Linked DNA regions of Homo sapiens: region 1 is linked to region 2. Evidence: read pairs that join two places in POLR2A ChIA-PET (ENCODE). Cell type or tissue: HepG2. All regions are shown on one strand. Each heading gives the region's core, and the rest is flanking DNA. Links, peaks and the distances in the headings are about the cores only. Region 1 holds the start of LOC124903911 (a long non-coding RNA gene). Region 2 holds the start of SLC16A11 (solute carrier family 16 member 11).

Region 1 (9,801 bases), core at 947-8,946, 120 kb before region 2:
CCTGCCTCAGCCTCCCAAGTAGCTAGGATTACAGGTGCCCACCACCAAGCCTGGTTAATTTTTTGTATTTTTAGTAGAGACAGGGTTTCACTATGTTGGCCAGGCTGGTCTATTGCGGGATCTGGCCAGCAGCCCGCAGTTGCAACGCATTGCAATGCAGCCCGCAATGGCTCTTTCTTTGTTCCCAGGTGGATTGGCAGGTTGAGAAATAAAAGACACACACAAGATAGTGAAAGCTGGGTCCAGGGGCGTCACCGCCTTTTGGTCCTGTGATGCCGCCAATGCACTGGATATACCAGCATTTGTTATGAAGTTTAGTGAGGGTGGGGGTAGGTTAGTGAGGGATTTAGGGTCGTTTGATTATGAGGTGAGATGGTCACATTGGGGATGAAGTAATTCTTTAACATAACATCAGTATGCAGAAGTACAGTGTACAGAGATAAGAATATACAATATAGTGTGTGCGTCAGCAATTTCTAACAGAGCCTTAAAACAGAAACACAGTCTATCCCTAACCTATGATTAGCAAGATATTAATCAGCAGTAACAGTTGCAGCAAAAGCTGGTTACAAACAATCCATAGAAACAGGATGTGAAGCTAGACAACCAGTTAGACCAAAAATTCTCAGAAGGGAGTATGCCTTAACCCTAAAGAGGCCTAGAAGAGCCGTGGCAAGATAAGGGCATTTATAACCCTACCTTATCCATATGAACAGGTGCCCTTCATGCGTCCGTTTATAGGCTCTCCACAAGGGTCGCATTCCACTCCCAGAGCTATGAACATCTGCTTTTCTGGGATAGGAATCTGGGAGATATGAAACCTCCCTGACTGCATGTCCGTTTATAGGCTTTCTGCAGGGGGAAGCACATCATGCGCTGTTGGCTCATTCTGGCAGCCCAACCTGGCATTGTCTTTACACAATTCTGCATGCAATTTTGTATTTACAATAATTAGGAGCATTTCATCTTTATTCCATAGCAATAGTTTTAGGGGGTCTCCCTACACTGGTCTTGAACTCCTGACCTTATGATCCACCCGCCTCGGCCTCCCAAAGTGCTGGGAATGCAGGCATGAGCCACCATGCTCAGCCAATTTTTGTGTTTTTAGTAGAGATGGGGTTTTGCCATGTTGGCCAAGCTGGTCTCGAACTCCTGGCCTCAAGTGATCCGCCTGCTTGGATCCGCCCTCAAGTATTGGGATTACAGGCACGAGACACCATGCCCGGCCTAAAATTCTTTTATCAGATATTAGCCTATCAAATCAAATGCAGCATTAAAAAAGATAACATGGCCAGGTGTGGTGGCTCACGCCTGTAATCCCAGCACTTTGAGAGGCCGAGGTGGGAAGATAATGAGGTCAGGAGATTGAGACCATCCTGGCTAACATGGTGAAACCCCGTCTCTACTAAAAATACAAAAAATTAGCCGGGTGTGGTGGCGGGTGCCTGTAGTCCCAGCTACTCAGGAGGCTGAGGCAGGAGAATGGCGTGAACCCGGGAGGCAGAGCTTGCAGTGAGCCGAGATCGCGCCACTGCACTCCAGCCTGGGCGATAGAGCCAGACTCATCTCAAAAACAAAAAACAAGAACAAAAACAAAAAACAAAAAATAAAAAATAAAAAAGGTAACATGTTCAAGTAGTATAGATGCCAAGAATTCAAAGATGATTTAACATAAGAAAAATCTGTTAATATAATAGATTTAGAGAGTACAGAAAAATAGATTAAATGTGTACAAAAGAAAACAATTACACAATGCAGAAAAAACACTCAGCAAAAGTTCAGCTCTGATTTATGATGAAATCTTTCTGGACTCTAGCTGTTTCTACGTTGTTGCTCCATCGTTTCAATCTGTGGCTTCCATCACATGTTCCAAGATGTCTGCCCCTCCTGTTATGACACATTCCGGACAAGAGAAAGGGGAAAAGGGAAGGAGAATGGCGCATTCTCTCTCTGTCTATGCAGACACTTCCATCACTTCACTTTATATCTCTTTGATCAGAATTAGTCCCAGGGCCACAGATAGCTGCAAATGGGGCTGAGAAATGAACTTTATTCCATGAGGCCACATTCTTGCTAAAAACACAGGATTCTATTTTGTAGAGAAGGAGTCAGTAAACTTTGGCCCTCACCTGCTTCTGTAAATAAAGCTTTCTTTTTCTATTTTTTTTTTTTTTTCTGAGACGGAGTCTCTCTCCGTTGCCCAGGTTGAAGTGCAATGGCACAATCTCGGCTCACTGTAACCTCTACCTCTCAGGTTCAAGCAGTTCTCGTGCCTCAGCCTCCCAAGTAGCTGGGATTACAGACGTGCACCACTATGCCCGGCTAATGTTTTGTATTTTTTCTTTTTTTTTTTTTTTTAGTACAGACGGGGTTTCACCATGTTCGCCAGACTGTTCTCGAACTCCTGGCCTCAGGTGATCTGCCCATCTCAGCCTCCCAAAGTGTTGGGATTACAGGTGTGAGCCACCACACCTGGCCAGTTTTTTTTTTTTTTTTTTTTTTTTTTTTTTGCAACAAGGTCTGGCTCTGTCGCCCAGGCTGGAGTGCAGCGGCGTGATCTTGACTCACTGCAGCCTCTGGATCTTGACTCACTGCAGCCTCTGCCTTCCAGGCTCAAGTGATCCTCTTGCCTCAGCCTCCCAAGTAGCTGGGATTACAGGCGCAAGCCACCATACCCTGCTAATTTTTGTATTTTTTTGTAGAGACGGGGTTTCACCATGTTGCTCAGGCTGGTCTTGAACTCCTGTGCTCAAGTGATCTACCCGCCTTCGCCTCCAAAGTGCTGGGTTACAGGAATGAGCCACGGATCCCGGCCTGTAAATAAAGTTTTATCGGAACACAGCCATGCCTGTTTGTTTACATGTCATTTATGACCACAGCAACAGCAGAATTGAGTAGTTATGATAAAGACTGTATGACCTGGTAAGCCTAAAATACTTGCTATCTGGCCCTTTATAGGAGATGTTTCTGGACCTCTGGTGTAGCAAGAAGGGGATAATTGGTATTAGGGGTAATTAGAAGCCTCCGTTATAGTGCTATTATTGCTGTTCAGCATCATCCTGGGCATGGTAGCCAAACTGCACAAGACAGAAAAAGACATTAAAAGTTGTAAGAATTGGAAAGGAAGAGATAAAACAATATGCTCACCTATACAGAAAATCAACACCATCAACAAACAAACAAACAATTCGACCTAATAAGAGGCTTCGGCAGGTGTATTAGTCTATCACCACAATAACACATGAAGAACATACAAGAAGAAACTTAAATTCTTTCCAAATTAACATATACATTCAACGCAATAAAAATAAAATTTCAATTGATTTTCTTTTTGAGATGGATTCTCCCTCTGTCACCCAGGTGGGAGTACAATGGTGTAATCTCACCTCACTGCAACCTCCGCCTCCAGGTTCAAGCGATTCTCCTGCCTCAGCCTCTCAAGTAGCTGGGAGTACAGGTGCCCGCCACCACGTCCAGCTAATTTTTGTATTTTTAGTAGAGATGGGGTTTCACCGTGTTGGCCAGACTGGTCTTGAACTCCTGACCTCAAGTGATCCACCTGCCTCAAACTCCCAAAGTGCTGGGATTAGAGGAGTGAGCCACTGCGCCCGACCTCAATTGGATTTTTAAAAGCAATGCAACAACTTTAAAAAAAATATATGTGGCAAGATAAAAGTCAATATGGGAAAAAAAGGAGAAATTGGAGGAAGGGGGAACTAGCCTTATTAGACTTTAAAATATATTACAAAGCCATAGTAATAAAAATAGCACAGTAATGATACAAGAATAGACGGATAAACCAATGTTATAGAATAAAGAGCCGAGAGACAGAACTGTGCCTACATGGGAACTTAATATACAATAAAGGTAACATCTCAAATTGGTAGAAGAAAGACATTATTGGGAAAACTGGCTCACTCTATGAAGATAAGTAAAACTGGATTCATACCTAACATCACAGGCAAAGGTGGATGTTGGATAGATTGAAGACCTAAACATATAACATAAAATTACAGAACTAGTAGGAAAAAAGAAAGAAAGAAAAATCTATACTACTAAGAGTATAGAAGGGTTTCTTCTTCTTCTTTTTTTTTTTTTTGAGACAGAGTCTTGCTCTGTCGTCAGGCTGGAGAGCAGTGGCGTGATCTTGGCTCACTGCAACCTCTGCCTCCCAGGTTCAAGCAATTCCCCTTCTTAGCCTCCTGAGTAGCTGGGAATACAGGCATGCGCCACCACGCCCAGCTAATTTTTCGAATTTTAGTAGAGACGGGGTTTCACCCTGTTGGCCAGGCTGGTCTCCATCTCCTGACCTCATGATCCACCCACCTTGGCCTCCCAAAGTGCTGGGATTACAGGTGTGAGCCATCGCGCCCGGCTGAAGAGCTTGTTAAATAAGGCCTCCGAAGCACATTCCAAAAAGCCAAAAAAAATTTGTGAAATTGCATGAAAATGATAAATTTCAGTTCAACAGCAATGTATCAGGTAGGCTCCCAGCAAGCAACAGATGGCACACCCAAAAATGGGTAAGTGCAAGATTTCATAATATAGGGACTCTCTGCAAAGGTGTGAACAGGCTTAGGGAAGCCACAAGATGGAGCAAGAACCTAGGCATCCCAGAGTGGGGAGCTGTTACCACCTCCAGGACCGCAGGGAGAGGGCCTCCCAACAGGAGCTGTGATACTCAGTTGCAGGGGGCAGCTAACCCACAGCCACTCTACAGGGAGGGGCCGGGGAGTTAATATCCTCACTTCCCTCTCTTCCTGGAAGAGGGCTGGAAGCCAGATGGCAAGGGAGCGATTTGATGCAGTCATACAGCTCAGCCTCCCAGGCCACAGAACAACATGGAGAAGGATAGAGTGTGGATCTGGAAGGACAAATGGAAGACATTCAACACAGAAGGAGACCAAGATGAAGAAATACACAGGAAACCTATTGGAAAAGTGGCATCAGGTATAAACAAGCAGTTCACAGATGAGGAAGCCTGGGGTTCTAATGTGCATATGAAGACATGTTTACAATCACTAGTGACTAACTAGAGAAATCAAACACGAGTGAGCCATCTGTTTACACCCATCCAATTGACAAACATTAAGAGGAAGTCAATTGCTGCCAAGGTTGTGGGAGAAGCTGCTGATGGGAGGATAAATTGGAATAGCCATTCTGCAAGATATTTACTGGAATTAAGAATACATAGTATCAGGACGGGCACGATGGCTCACGCCTGTAATCCCAGCACTTTGGGAGGCCGAGGCGGGTGAATCATGAGGTCAGGAGTTCGAGACCAGCCTGACCAACATGATGAAATCCTGTCTCTACTAAAAATACCAAAATAAGCCGGGCATGGTGGCGTGCGCCTGTAATCCCAGCTACTCAGGAGGCTGAGGCAGTAGAATCGCTTGAATTCGGGAGGTGGAGGTTGCAGTGAGCCGAGATCGAGCCATTGCACTCCAGCCTGGGCAACAGAGGGAGACTTTGTCTAAAAAAAAAAAAAAATGCATATTATCGGCCGGGCATGGTGGCTCATGCCTGTAATCCCAGCACTTTGGGAGGCCGAGGTGGGTGGATCACTTCAGGTCAAGAGTTCTAGACCAGCCTGGTCAACACAGTGAAACCCCGTCTCTACTAAAAATACAACAGTAACAACAAAAATTAGCTGGACTTGGGGGCGGGCACCTGTAATCCTTGCCACTTGGGAGGCTGAGACAGGAGAATCGCTTGAACCCAGGAAGCAGAGATTGCAGTGAGCCAAGATTGTGCCATTGCACTCCAGTCTGGGTGACAAGAGTGAAACTCCGTCTCGAAAAAAAAAAAAAGATGATCCCTGAAAATCCTACTTCCAGATACATACACCAGAGAGAATCTCTGACAGGTCCATTATGGGGCACTGTGAAGATGTTCACTGCAGTGCTGTTTGGGTAGCAAGGAGCTGGAGGCAGCCTGGGTGCCTACTGAGAGCAGAATGCGGGAAACATGTCTGATGGGCTACTATCCAGCATTTAGGACTCGCCTGTAATCCCAGCACTTTGGGAGGCCAAGGCAGGCGGATCACCTGAGGTTGGGAGTTCGAGACCAGCCTCACCAATATGGGGAAACCCCGTCTCTACTAAAAATACAAAAAATCAGCCGGGCATGGTGGCAGGAGCCTGTAGTCCTAGCTATTTGGAAGCCTGAGGCAGAGCACTCCAGCCTGGGTGACAGAGTGAGTGAGACTCCGTCTCGAAAAAAAACAAAAACAAAAAACAGTGACTAGATATACACAGAACAACATGAATAGACCTAATATCAGCATTAAATGAGAAGTAGAAAACAGAATGCAGTTTAGAACACGACAACATTGATTAATGTCAAAAGCCTATGCACACAACTCCACTTTGTAATTTTCCAGGATCCAGCTATTTTCAAGGACATACATCAAACCTATTCAAATGGATTTTTTTTTTTTTTTTTTTTTTTTTTGAGACAGAGTTTTACTCTTGTTGCCCAGGCTGGAGTGCAATGGCGTGATCTTGGCTCACTGCAACCTCTGCCTCCTGGATTCAAGTGATTCTCCTGCCTCAGCCTTCTGAGTAGCTGGGTTTACAGGTGCCTGCCACCACGCCCGGCTAATTTTGTATTTTTAGTAGGGATGGGGTTTTGCCATGTTGTCCAGGCTGGTCTCGAACTCCTGACCTCAGGTGATCCTCCCACCTTGGCCTCCTAATGTGCTGAGATTACAGGCATGAGTCACTGTGCCTGGCCTCAAGTGGGTTCTTAAGGAAGGGAGGGGAATTCAAGGGTGCAATGAGGATGAAGAGGAAACATGAAAATAAGGAAGGGCCTTGAACATATGGAGGCCGAGAGCGCGCCTGGAACTGAGGATGGGAGCAAGTCACACCTCACCACTGTCCAGCAGGAGCAACGCATAGGTGCATCTCAACTCCCACACCTGACATCACCCTTAATGGAGAGAGATGATAAATATTTCCACTAAACACAGGATCAAGAGAAGGAACTCATTGTCACAGTAGTTCTGAAGGTCGATCCTGAGAAGAAAATCAGAATAAAAAGATGAGGAAGGAGGAGGTCAGTTTTTGTACATTTGCGGACACTATGTACTTACTATTGTGATGCGGTAGGGACGCCACAGCACCGCCTGCGCGACGTTGTTGTCAGAGAACCTTGAACTGAATCTGGTTAGCAGTAACTACCAGCTTATTGGAAATGCAGTGGGAGGGGAACATCCACACAGGCATGCATGCCGTCAGATCCAGAAGGCGGAAGATTTTACAGCCAACTTATGCTTTCTTCAACAACGAAAAAAAATGGTAAGAAACAAAAAAAAGAGGGGCCAGGTGCAGTGGCTCACGCCTGTAATCCTAGTACTTTGGGAGGCTGAGGCAGGGAGATCACTTGAGCTCAGGAGTTCGAGACCAGCCTGGGCAACAACCCTGTCTCTGCAAGAAATACAAAAATTAGTTGGGCGTGGTGGCGTGTGCTTGTAGTCCCAGCTACTCTGGAGGCTGAGGTGGGAGGATCACCTGAGCCAAGAAATGTCAAAGCTGCAGTGAGCCGTGATTGCACCACTGCACTCCAGCCTGGGCAACAGAGTGAGACCCTGTCTAAAAAAAAAAAAAAAAAAAAGCAATAGACTTAGATGAAATATTTGCAATATTTATAACAGTTAATTAATATCCAGACTATAAAGAACCCCTACACAATGACAAGAAAAAAACAACAACAACCCATTGGAGAAATGGGCAAAGAATATTATAGTAAACATTCATGATTTGTATTTTAGAGAGCCCCTTATAATGTGCATACTTCAGGGGGCACCAGTAGCCACAGAACCGAATTCTTCATCTCTCCCCCACCCCCCAGTGTAGCAGGAGGGGGGTGGCATGTGCCATGGGTATCACCCACCTGGCAATCTCTCCCAGAACATTGAGTCTTGAGTGTATGATGCAAATTTGTAGAAATAGTTGGGAGGTCATGTGTAAGAATTTTTTTTTTTTTTTTTTTTGAGATGGAGTTCCACTCTGTCGCCCAGGCTGGAGTGCAGTGGCTCAATCTCGGCTCACTGCAACCTCCGCCTCCCAGGTTCAAGCAATTCTCCTGCCTCAGCCTCCCGAGTGGCTGGGATTACAGGCGCCTGCCACCACGCCTGGCTAATTTTTTGTATTTTTAGTAGAGACACGGTTTCACCGTGTTGGCCAGGCTGGTCTTGAACTCCTGACCTCAGGTGATCCGCCCGCCTTGGCCTCCCAAAGTTCTGGAATTACAGGTGCGAACCACTGGGCCTGGCCCGAATCTTCTTCTTTATTGCTTCAAGTTAACTGTGCTTGGGGGATAAAGGGAGGAGTCTGAATTTGTGGTGAGGCAGATAGGGGGACACTGCAGTACTTTGAAGGAGTTACAAGCTTCTTAGAGGTATTAGAGAGAGGTTCCACACCTAAGGCTGAAGAATGCAGGGTTACAGCAGGACCCGTGTGTGTGTGTGTGTGGGGTGGGGGGGGCGGTGTGTGTCTACTCCAGGCCAGACTGGTCCCAGCTCTGCTCAACAGCTATGTAGAGTGAGTGTGATATTTCTTGGCAATGGGGAAACCAACTGGTTCAAGTGATTCTCCTATAAAACTCAATTGCCTCACTATGAGCCAGAATCCCATAGGAGGTCTGCCTTAGTTTGGGTGTCTCCCAAAAGCAGAGCCTGAGAGAAGGACTTGAGGAAGATAGTTTTCTTGGGAGCTGATCCCAGAAAGCAGGAGTGAAAAAGAGGAGGGAGTGAGACGGGGAAGGAGGCAAGCCCAATCGGGGTGCATTGTCAAGGCTGCTGCACATTTTGGGTGATGGGGCTCACCAGCATCTCCAAGCATACAGAATGGTTGATCTGAAGGAGGGGTGGCTGGAGGATTTACCCACCAGCTTCCATTCCCCGTGGGCATGAACTCCCCAGCAGGTCTGAGCTGTGCTGTATTGGCTGAGCAAGCTTCTATTGGTGCTAGAGAAAGCCCTGGGGCAGAGAGTGTGGCTCATGCTTGAGGAGGGGTATTTTCAGCACAAGGACCTGGTTGAGTTCTGATGGAACTGTCTACTTTTGTTGTGGCTGAAATCAGCGGGTCAAGGGGGTGCAACGTGGGACACCAGAGGTGCCTACTGTAAGACCCCACACCCAATCTCCAGTAAGAATCTGGGAATGCACAATAGCAACCAAACCATAAAACACCCAAGAATGAACTGAAGAAACGTGTGAGATGTGGATGAGAACAACCATAACACTCTAATGGGCCGGGCGCGGTGGCTCACGCCTGTAATCCCAGCACTTTAGAAGGCCGAGGCGGGCGGATCACGAGGTCAGGAGATCGAGACCATCCTGGCTAACACGGTGAAACCCCATCTCTACTAAAAATATTTTAAAAAATAGCCAGGCGTGGTGGCGGGCGCCTGTAGTCCCAGCTACTCGGGAGGCTGAGGCAGGAGAATGGCACGAATCCGGGAGGCGGAGCTTGCAGTGATGGCGCCACTGCACTCCAGCCTGGGCGACAGAGCGAGACTCCATCTCAAAAAAAAAAAACAAAACAAAAAAACAACTATAATGAAGGCCATAAAAATACTTCATATAGTCAACTTGACTATGACGTCTCCATATTGCTATGATGTCAAGTTTCCCTAGATTGAGCTATAAATTCAAGGTTATGCAAATGAAAATTCCTGGGCAATGTATTTTTGCAATTGGACAAAATGAGCCTAAATTCATCTAGAAGACTAAACATGTGAGAGTAGCCAGCAGAAAAAATTTAAAAGAACAATAATAAGGGGACTTGTCCT
Region 2 (9,615 bases), core at 1,616-9,615:
GGGAAGGCAGACAAAGGGACCCAAAAAACTCAGGTAGCTGAGAGGTTGGTATAGCAGCAGGGAGATGACAAATATCACCTTCTGGCCCCTTCTGGTCTGACTGCCCCTCACAAATCCAGACAGGAGGGGCATAGTGACTTGGAGTAGAATTGGACTGGCGTAGAGATGAAAGGGTGGCTACCGGTGGCTAGAAAATGGGATGGAATGAAATGGATGGGAACCTACATTTGTAGGACGCCTGCCCTGTGCCTGGAGTTGTGCTGGGTCCTTCCCAAGCTTTACTTCACTGAAGTCTCACCAACAATCCTTTGAAGCATTGCCCCCTTTTTATAGATGCCTGGAAATGGTGGGAGTCGGAACTCAGGGACTGTGCTTTTAATAACTCACCAGGTCTGGCTGGGCACAGTGGCTCATGCCTGTAATCCCAGCACTTTGGGAGGCCGAGGTGGGTGGATCACGAGGTCAGGAGTTCGAGACCAGCCTGGCCAATATGGTGAAACCCCGTCTCTACTAAAAATACAAAAATTAGCCGGGCATGGTGGCGGGTGCCTGTAGTCGCAGCTACTCAGGAGGCTGAGGCAGGAGAATCGCTGGAACCCGGGAGGCGGAGGTTGTGGTAAGCCGAGATCGTGCCACTGCACTCCAGCCTGGGCGACAGAGGAGACTCCATCTCAAAAAAAAAAAAAAAAAAAAAAAAAAATCACCAGGTCCGATTGGATTCTCATTCCTATTCTAATAATCCATTTTAGTTGGGCTTACACAGTTTTAGGATATTTTTGGCCTTCTTGCATCTGAAGCCTTTAAGAAAATTTCCACCTTATTATTATTAGTTTTTTTTTTGAGATGGAGTCTCACCCCATCATCCAGGCTGGAATGCAGTGGCGCGATCTCAGCTCACTGCAACCTCTGCCTCCCTGGTTCAAGCGATTCTCCCACCTCAGCCTCCCAAGTAGCTGGGATTACAGATGCGTGCCACCACATTTGGATAATTTTTGTACTTTTAGTAGAGGTGGGGTTTTGCGATATTGGCCAGGCTGGTCTCAAACTCCTGACCTCAGGTGATCCACCTGCCTCGGCCTCCCAAAGTGCTGGGATTACAGGCGTGAGCCACCGCGTGCCCAGGCCCACCTTATTATTTTTGAAGGGAGGCAGAACCCATCTGTCTATAGACACTGAAAGCACTAGGTTCTCACTCTTCCTGCCACCCCTTCCAGCTAGGATGAAAGCACGTGGCCTAGGTTCCGGTGGTCAGGATCACTGGACTTAGATTTGAGGGCCCAGAAGCAGAGAACACGTCCGAGGAGCAGCAGCTGTTTCCAGGCCCAGTGGTCACAGAGGGCTGCCAGCAGCGACATCTAGTGTCCTGTGGTGATAACAGCGGCTTTAGCAACCCATTATAGGCTCGTGGCCTCTGCTTCTGCCAATCTTGGCTCTGTAGGTTTCTTGGTGATTTTGTGAACTACGCAGTATCCTGTAATAAATCATTTCTTTCCTTAAATAAGTCAGAGTTAGTGCCCATGGCTTACGACTCACAACTTTGATACAGATGTTGGCCAAAGTCCCAGACTGTTAATAGAATATGCCAGGTAAGACACATTTAGGCTGGGCACGGTGGCTCACGCCTGTAATCCTAACACTTTGGGAGGCTGAGGTGGGCGGACCACCTGAGGTCAGGAGTTTGAGACCAGCCTGGCCAACATGGTGAAACCCCATCTCTACTAAAAATACAAAAATTAGCCAGGCATGGTGGCGGGCACCTGTAATCCCAGCTACTTGGGAGGCTGAGGAAGGAGAATCACTTGAACCCGGGAGGCAGAGGTTGCAGTGAGCCAAGATCACACCATTGCACTCCAGCCTGGGCAACAGAGCGAGACTCCGTCTCAAAAAAACAAAACAAAACAAAATAAAACACGTTTGGAGATTTAGACACAGACCAGGTGCAGAGCCTTTAGCTGGGCACTTTCCCCTACTGTCCCTGATCCCCTGTCCTGGATTCTGGGCTGTCCAGAGAGACCCAGGAATCAGGTCCTCCAGACCCCCAACATGTAATAGGGTGGGAAGGGGATGGTGACGACAGAGGGAAGGGATGAGGCCTGGATTGGAAAAGGCACTGGAGACAGATTTGGTAGAGGGTATAAGAAAGGAGTAATGTAAACACAAAAATTAGCCGGACGTGGTGGTGAGCTCTTATAATCCCAGCTACTTGGGAGGCTGAGGCAGGAGAATTGCTTGAACCTGGGAGGTGGAGGTTGCAGTGAGCCGAGATCATGCCACTGCACTCCAACCTGGGTGACAGAGTGAGACTCTGTCTCAAAAAAAGAAAGAAAGAAAGAAAGAGAAAGAAAGAAGAGTAATGTGAGGTAGGATTCCCAGCCCATCCAAGGCCTTGGCTCCAATCCAGCTCCAGCCTTAGCTCTGTCTCATCTGTGCCCCCTCAACCCTATTACCAGCTTCCCCACAGCCTCAGACTCAGCAAAGTCCTACCGCAGTCTCAGTCCCCACACAAGGAAGGCTCAGGAGACTCGGCTCCATCTCCCTTCTTCCAGTTGATATGGTCGTCCAAGCAGACTTGTTCCCGATACACAAGGAGCCCCTGGCCTCCTGCTTCAATGACCCACTCCCCATTTCAGAGCATCTCAGCGACGTGCTACCTGGCCCTGAGCCACAAACCCTGACCTTTGTGTCCTTATCCCCTCTGCAGGTCGTGTGCTTCTCCCACTTTTCCAGGCCCTGGTGTGGGCTTTAGATCTACGCTGACTTTCCACGGCCTGGTCTCTGGGTGATCCAGGGAAGAGGGCATTCTGGGGGGTGAGGGGTGAGAGGCAGCTCTATTAGGTCTTAGAAACCCAGGCCAGGCGCAGTGGCTCATGCCTGTAATCCCAGCAATTTGGGAGGCTGAGGCAGGCGGATCACTGGAGGTTGGGAGTTCGAGACCAGCCTGACCAACATGGAGAAACCCCATCTCTACTAAAAATACAAAATTAGTCAGGCGTGGTGGCACATGCCTGTAATCCCAGCTACTTGGGAGGCTGAGGCAGGAGAATCGCTTGAACCCGGGAGGCTGAGATTGTGGTGAGCCGAGATCATGCCATTGCATTCCAGCCTGGGCAACAAGAGTGAAAATCAGTCTCAAAAAACAACCCAAGATCAGCTGAGCCAAGCAGTGTAGAGCCTCATATTTCTGAGCACCCCAAATAGAGGAATGTTTCCTGTGGGTAACGCCACTCACTCTTGCCTGCCCGCCTCCCTCCCTGTCCACCTTCTGCAGCGGGAGCCCCTTGGTGGGGGTGCTGGGAAATAGAGGGGCTTAGTTCAGGGCTTCCCTGAGGCTGCAGACTCCAGAGGCCCCGAGAACCTCCGGCAGGAGTTCCCATGAAAAAGCCCCAGAGCAGTTTTAGAGTTTGCAAACATGGACGCATTCCCAGATCCTGTGGTCCCCAAAGCAAATGATGTGCCATGCTTGACACTCTTTTACGATCTCCCTATAGACTTCATCTAGCTCAGCATCTGCTTTGAGGGCTGTCCCCACATGGGCAGGCCTTCGTGGTTTGGTCCATCTGCGACTCTTTCCTGTACCACTGCTGCATTCTGTGGAGCACCAGGCACGGAGTCCACTCATTCAATGACTCCTTTGTTCAATGTTTCTCTCATTCAGTGATTCATCACTCACCTTTGGCATCTTTGTGTGTGAGAATTCCAGAAATCGGGCTGGGCACAGTGGCTCACGCCTGTAATCCCAGCACTTTGGGAGGCCGAGGCGGGCAGATCACGAGGTTAGGAGATCGAGACCATCCTGGCTAACACAGTGAAACCCCGTCTCTACTAAAAATACAAAAAATTAGCCGGGCGTGGTGGTGGGTGCCTGTAGTCCCAGCTACTCGGGAGGCTGAGGCAGGAGAATGGCCTGAACCCGGGAGGCCGAGCTTGCAGTGAGCCGAGATTGTGCCACTGCACTCCAGCCTGGGCAACAGAGAGAGACTCGGTCTCAAAAACAAAACAAAACAAAACAAAAACAAACAAACAAACAAAAAAAGTAGAATGAAAAATTCTGCATGAATTTTTAACATAAAACAAGATATTTCAAAGAAATTTCCCACATGCAAAAGGCGAACTCTCCTTGCGCCTCTGATTGTGGCATGACTCATCTCTCCTCTGTATTCAGCTTCCATTATTAGTGAGTATTAGTGAGTGCTACTTCATTGGACATTTTGGAGTAGTATCAGCCTCTGGAGGAATATCCTTAGCCTGGCCTTCAAGGCCTTTCAGACGGGACCCTCTGCCCAGCAGCTTAATCCTACATTATCCTCCTACACATGCTCGGTTCTCCACACAGCGGCTATTTATAGCTCCCCAAACAATAAACAATGTGCCAAGCTGGTTCATGCCTTTGTGATTTTCCACAAGCTGCTTCCTTTGCCTGGAACGCCCCTGCCCACAGATCCATCTGGCAAACTCCTACTCATCCTTCAAGACCCAGCCCAAGGGGCTCCTCTTCTGTGAAGCCTCCCAGCAGTCCTAAGAGGAATGAGTCAGTTCTTCCCATGCACCACTCTACGGTGTATGTGTCCCCGTCCTTGTGCTGAGAATTCTTTTCTTTATGTGATGATCCTCTGATTTGATTGTGGGGCTGGGAGGGGAGAGACTATATCTTATTCACATTTGTATCCCGAACCCTAAGCATAGCAGCTGGCACGCGGTAGCTGTCTATAAATATTTTGTATGAAGGACTGAATGAATAAAACTTATTTTGACTTTTTTCTTCTCTATTATTTTTTATTTATTTTTATTTTTGAGATGGAGTTTTGCTCTTGTTGCCCAGGCTGGAGTGCAATGGCGCGATCTCGGCTCACGGCAACCTCTGCCTCCCAGGTTCAAGCAATTCTCCTGCCTCAGCCTCCCGAGTAGCTGGGATTACAGGCGCCTGCCACTACGCCTGGCTAATTTTGGATTTTTAGTAGAGACGGGGTTTCTTCATGTTGGTCAGGCTGGTCTTGAACTCCCGACCTCAGGTAATCCACCTGCCTTGGCGTCCCAAAGTGTTGGGATTACAGGTGTGAGCCACTGCGCCCGGCCTTCTCTTTTGTTTTTAGAGTTAAGGCAGGGAGACCAGCATTTTCACACAAACTTTGGAAAATGCTAAGGGAAAAGAAAGAAGAAAAGCAGAAATTTCCATTGAATCTCTTTATAGCCATTCACATTTTCTAACCCATGTGGCTCTACTGAGAACTTACCAGGGCAATGTGGTGCCTTGACCTTGAGGCATGGGCAGAGGTAGCCAGGTGGGAAAGGGCTGCCGTGCTGTTAGGTCCAGCCAGGTTCCTCAACTCACAGCAATAGCGGCAATGGAGGCTGAGCGCGGTGGCTCACACCTGTAATCCCAGCACTAAGGGAGGCTGAGGTAGGTGGATTACTTAAGGTCAGGAGATCAAAACCAGCCTGGCAAATATGGTGAAACCCCGTCTCTAATAAAAATACAAAAAAATTAGCTGAGTGTGGTGGCGGGCACCTGTAATCTCAGCTACCTGGGAGGCTGAGGCTGGAGAATTCACTTGAACCTGGGAGGCAGAGGTTGTGGTGAACCTAGATTGTACCACTGCACTCCAGCCTGGGCAATAGAGCAAGACTCTGTCTCAAAAAAAAAAGAAAAAAAAAAAAAAAGAAAGAAAATAGCGGCAATGAGCTCTAACACGTATACTTTGGCACTGTTCTAAGTTCCTTACTTATATGTGTATTCACAGTGACTCATTTAATTCTTATAACAACCCATCAGGTAGCTACTGTTATTACCCCCATTGTAGAGATGAGGAAACCGAGGCACAGAGAGGTTGAGTCACACTTGCTCATAATCATATAGTTACTAAGTGGTAGAGTGTGGGCGAAAGATTACGTAGATGCCGAGGCAAGAGACTGAAGGCACAAACTGTTTCAGTGTAATAAAGAAAATAGAATAAAAATAGTCATAATACAAATGAGATATAGAGATGATCATGGACAATTATCAATCATTATTATAGACATTATTAATCATTAGCTTTTAATATTACTTTTTGTTGCATTACTAATATAACCTACGAATAACCGGCAGGTATAGGGTCAGGTGATGAAGGGACATTGTGAGAAGTGACCTAGAAGGCAAGAGGTGAACCTTCTGTCACGCTCGCATAAGGGCCGCTTGAGGGCTCCTTGGTCAAGCGGTAACGCTAGTGCCTGGGAAGACACCCATCACTTAGCAGATCGCGAAAAGGAGTGTCCTTTCCTTGGAGGAGTCAGGGAACACTCTGCTCCAGCAGCTTCTTGTGGAAGGCTGGATATTATCCAGGCCTCCCCGCAGTCATCCGGAGGCCTAAACCCCTCCCTGTGGGGCTGTGCTTCAATGCTCACGCTCCTTGTCCACTTTCATGTTCCTCCCGTACTCCTGGTTCCTCTTTGAAGTTCGTAGTACAGAGCGGTAGATGAAATAGTGAAAGTCTAAAGTCTTTGATCTTTCTTATCAGTGCATAGAAGAAAACGCTGACGTATGCTGCCTTCTGTCTCTACTTCGGCTACCTAAAAGGGAAGGGCCCTCCCGTCCTGTGATCACGTGACTTGCTGCACCTTGTCAATCACTTAGAAGATTCACCCTCCTTACCCTGCCCCCTTGTCTTGTATGCAATAAATATCAGCGCAACCAGCCGTTCGGGGCCACTACCGGTCTCCGCGTCTTGATGGTAGTGGTTCCCAGGGCCCAGCGTCTTTTCTTCTATCTCTTTGGCTTGTGTCTTTATTTGTTACAATCTCTCATCTCCGCACACGGGGAAAACACCCGCCAAGCCCCGTAGGGCTAGACCCTACAGTAGAGCTGGCATTCAACCTCAAGAAATCTAGCTTGGGAGTCCATTCTCCTAATCTCTGTGCTATTTTACCTCCGTGAGCAAAAGATGACAAGTTTTGCTAAGAATATAGGGAGCCTGAGGTAGAAGAGGAATGTGCTCTTTCACAGCCCTAGTCCCAGGCTCTGGGATACCCTTCTGGCTTCGTAAGCATCCTGCGAAGGTGCGCAGCATCACTTAGCACAACTCCCAGATGCGGAGGGCCCGGTCTTCGCTCTGACTGTCCTGCATTTCTGCGTCACCATGGGGAGACAGTGATTCGTTTAGCTTGGAGCAGAGTCTTCAGCAGCCTTCTCAGGAAGCGGGATCCCTGCCCTCCCCGGTAGCTGAGGACCTGCTGGCTCCGCCTCCCTGGTGGCTTTCATAACAGCACTCCAGGCTGGGGAAACCGGTGGGGCCACTTTCCTAAGGTGTGTCTGTCAGGACCTTCATGAACAACAGGACGTTTCAAGCAGAGAGCATGACATATGCAAAAATTAAGGAGTGAGAAAAAGCTAGGCATGTCCACAGAGCAGAGAAGACAGTGGCTGATGGGAGGCTGGCAAAAGGGAGAGAGGGGAGATGGTTTGGAACGGTAACCTAGGTCTACCTTTGATTATTGTAAAAGACCTGTACAAATAGAGAAATGTAATTTTTCCCGTCTATAGGCAATGGAGAGCCATTGCCTATAGTCATGCTGTGTCTTTTATGTTTACAGTTTTGCTCCTTAAGAAGCTGTTTTTCTTGTCTTTACGTGCAGATTCTTTCCCAATAATTAGGAAACACTGCCATCATGTGGCTCAATGGATGCATGCTCCAAACTTAAGTTGCTGAATGTTCTATCATATTGTTTAATAATTAAACCAAAGAACACATCTCTGAATTCAAAGAGCTGAGGTAAAGAATGTCAACCTATCAAAAAAGGACATTTTCTATAAAGTTTTTCAAAAAATCAATACCTGGCTTCAATGACCTGATTTTTTACTTTGCTTTTAAAATTGTAACCTGGCCAGGCATGGTAGACTGTAATCCCAGCACTTTGGGAGTCCGAGGTGGAAGGATTGCTTAAGTCCAGGAGCTTGAGACCAGCCTGTGCAACATGCTGTGACCCCCTCTCTACAAAAAAAATGAACAAATTTAGCCAGGCATGGTGGTGTGGAGCCTGTAGTCCTCGCTACTCGGGAGGCTGAGGTGGAGTATTGCTTGAGCCTGGGAGGTGGAGGCTGCAGTGAGCCATAATGGCAGTACTACACTTCAGCCTGGACAAGACCCTGTCTCTATAAATAAATACACACACACATACATACATACATACATACATACATACATACATACATACATAATAAAAAATAAAATTCTAACCTAAGTGTTTAGAGATTCTGATCTCAAGAATCCTTTCTATTCCCAGTGACCCCTTATTTTAGACTCATAAGTTTTCTGTCCCTGCAATGGTTCCACCCTTTCCAGGGCAGTTTGCTTCAAGCTGTATCCAGGATCTTTCCCTTAACTGTGCCAGATTTTGTTTCAGTCCTGGGATTGTTCTCCTTGTAGGTCCACAGTTGGACAGACCTAAATTCAAATATCCATACCATTTTTTCCCTGAGAGCTTCAGTTACTGCATCTATAAAAGAGGCACGACATCGGCCAGGCGCGTTGGCTCACTCCTGTAATCCCAGCACTTTGGGAGGCCGAGGTGGGCGGATCATCTGAGGTCAGGAGTTCCAGACCAGCCTGGCCAACATGGCGAAACCCCATCTCTACTAAAAAATACAAAAATTAGCTGGGAGTGGTGGCAGGCGCCCGTAATCCCAGCTACTCAGGAGGCTGAGGCAGGAGAATGGCTTGAACTTAGGAGGCAGAGGTTGCAATGAGCCGAGATCTCGCCACTGTACTCCAGCCTGGGCTACAGAGTGAAACTCCATCTAAAAAAAAAAAAAAAGAAAAGCGACACCTTCTTCATAGGGTTATCATAAGATGAAGTGATAGCATGTGTAAACGGTGCCTGGTACACTGCAGGTCTTCACATTGAGGGAGTCGTGTTTCATCCCTCTGTCCTTGAGGACCTGTTATTTTATTTTATTTATTTTATTTTTGTTTATTTATTTATTTTTGAGACAGAGTCTTTCTCTGTCACCCAGGCTGGAGTGCAGTGGCATGATCTTGGCTCACTGCAACTTCTGCCTCCCGGGTTCAAGCGATTCCCCGCCTCAGCCTCCCAAGTAGCTGGGACTACAGGCGCCCGCCACCACACCCGGCTAATTTTTTTTGTATTTTTAGTAGATATGGTGTTTCGCCATGTTGGTCAGGCTGGCCTCGAACTCCTGACGTCAGGTGATTCACCCACATCGGCCTCCCAAAGTGCTGGGATTACAGGCTTGCACCGCGCCCGGCCTGGGGGTCTGTTATTCTAAGCACAGAGCTGGCACTTGGTGGAGGTCTGTGATCTGATTGATATCCGAGATTTACCTGGTCCTCGGCAACGTTCCTGAGAACAAAACTACTCATCCCCTCAGGTTTTGGGGACCATCCCTATTTCCACGCGTTGGCGGTGGACCCTGGGCTCGCTGGGGTTTGCAATCCACGTGTCTCCCCTGCGCGCAGCAGGCGGCAGGTGCATGCGTGTGAGTAGGGCAGGGCCCCTCTGCATTCATTTCTCGCCGCTCCCCCCTCCCCCGGGCCTGGGGGTTGTGTGTGTACATAATTCAATCCCCGTGGGACTGGCGTCTGGCCTCACGCGCGGCTTGCCGGATTGGCTGTTTCAGCTCGC

What was found. Peaks named below come from ENCODE experiments on the same cell type or tissue, not always from the same donor. Only the 100,000 strongest peaks of a DNase experiment are listed, where the experiment ranks them.
Region 1: POLR2A ChIA-PET joins it to region 2 with 12 read pairs; 23 of 35 experiments call an interaction of 5 or more read pairs at or near these places.

Annotation. Positions count from the first base shown.
Region 1 is chr17:7,160,084-7,169,884 of GRCh38, reverse strand. It overlaps LOC124903911 (a long non-coding RNA gene), which reads right to left and starts at 816. Exons shown (of 2, transcript XR_007065601.1): 1 at 700-816. In HepG2, for the core only: a CTCF peak has its summit at 4,598 (motif pointing right); DNase peaks (open chromatin) are centred at 1,864 and 4,594.
Region 2 is chr17:7,043,974-7,053,588 of GRCh38, reverse strand. It overlaps SLC16A11 (solute carrier family 16 member 11), which reads left to right and starts at 9,497. Exons shown (of 5, transcript NM_001370549.1): 1 at 9,497-9,615. LOC124903909 (a long non-coding RNA gene) reads right to left here. Exons shown (of 2, transcript XR_007065598.1): 2 at 6,009-7,407. RefSeq lists enhancers at 6,489-6,538, 6,609-6,678, 6,739-6,808. In HepG2, for the core only: a CTCF peak has its summit at 7,634 (motif pointing left); DNase peaks (open chromatin) are centred at 6,498, 7,298 and 7,638; H3K4me3 peaks cover 1,308 bases.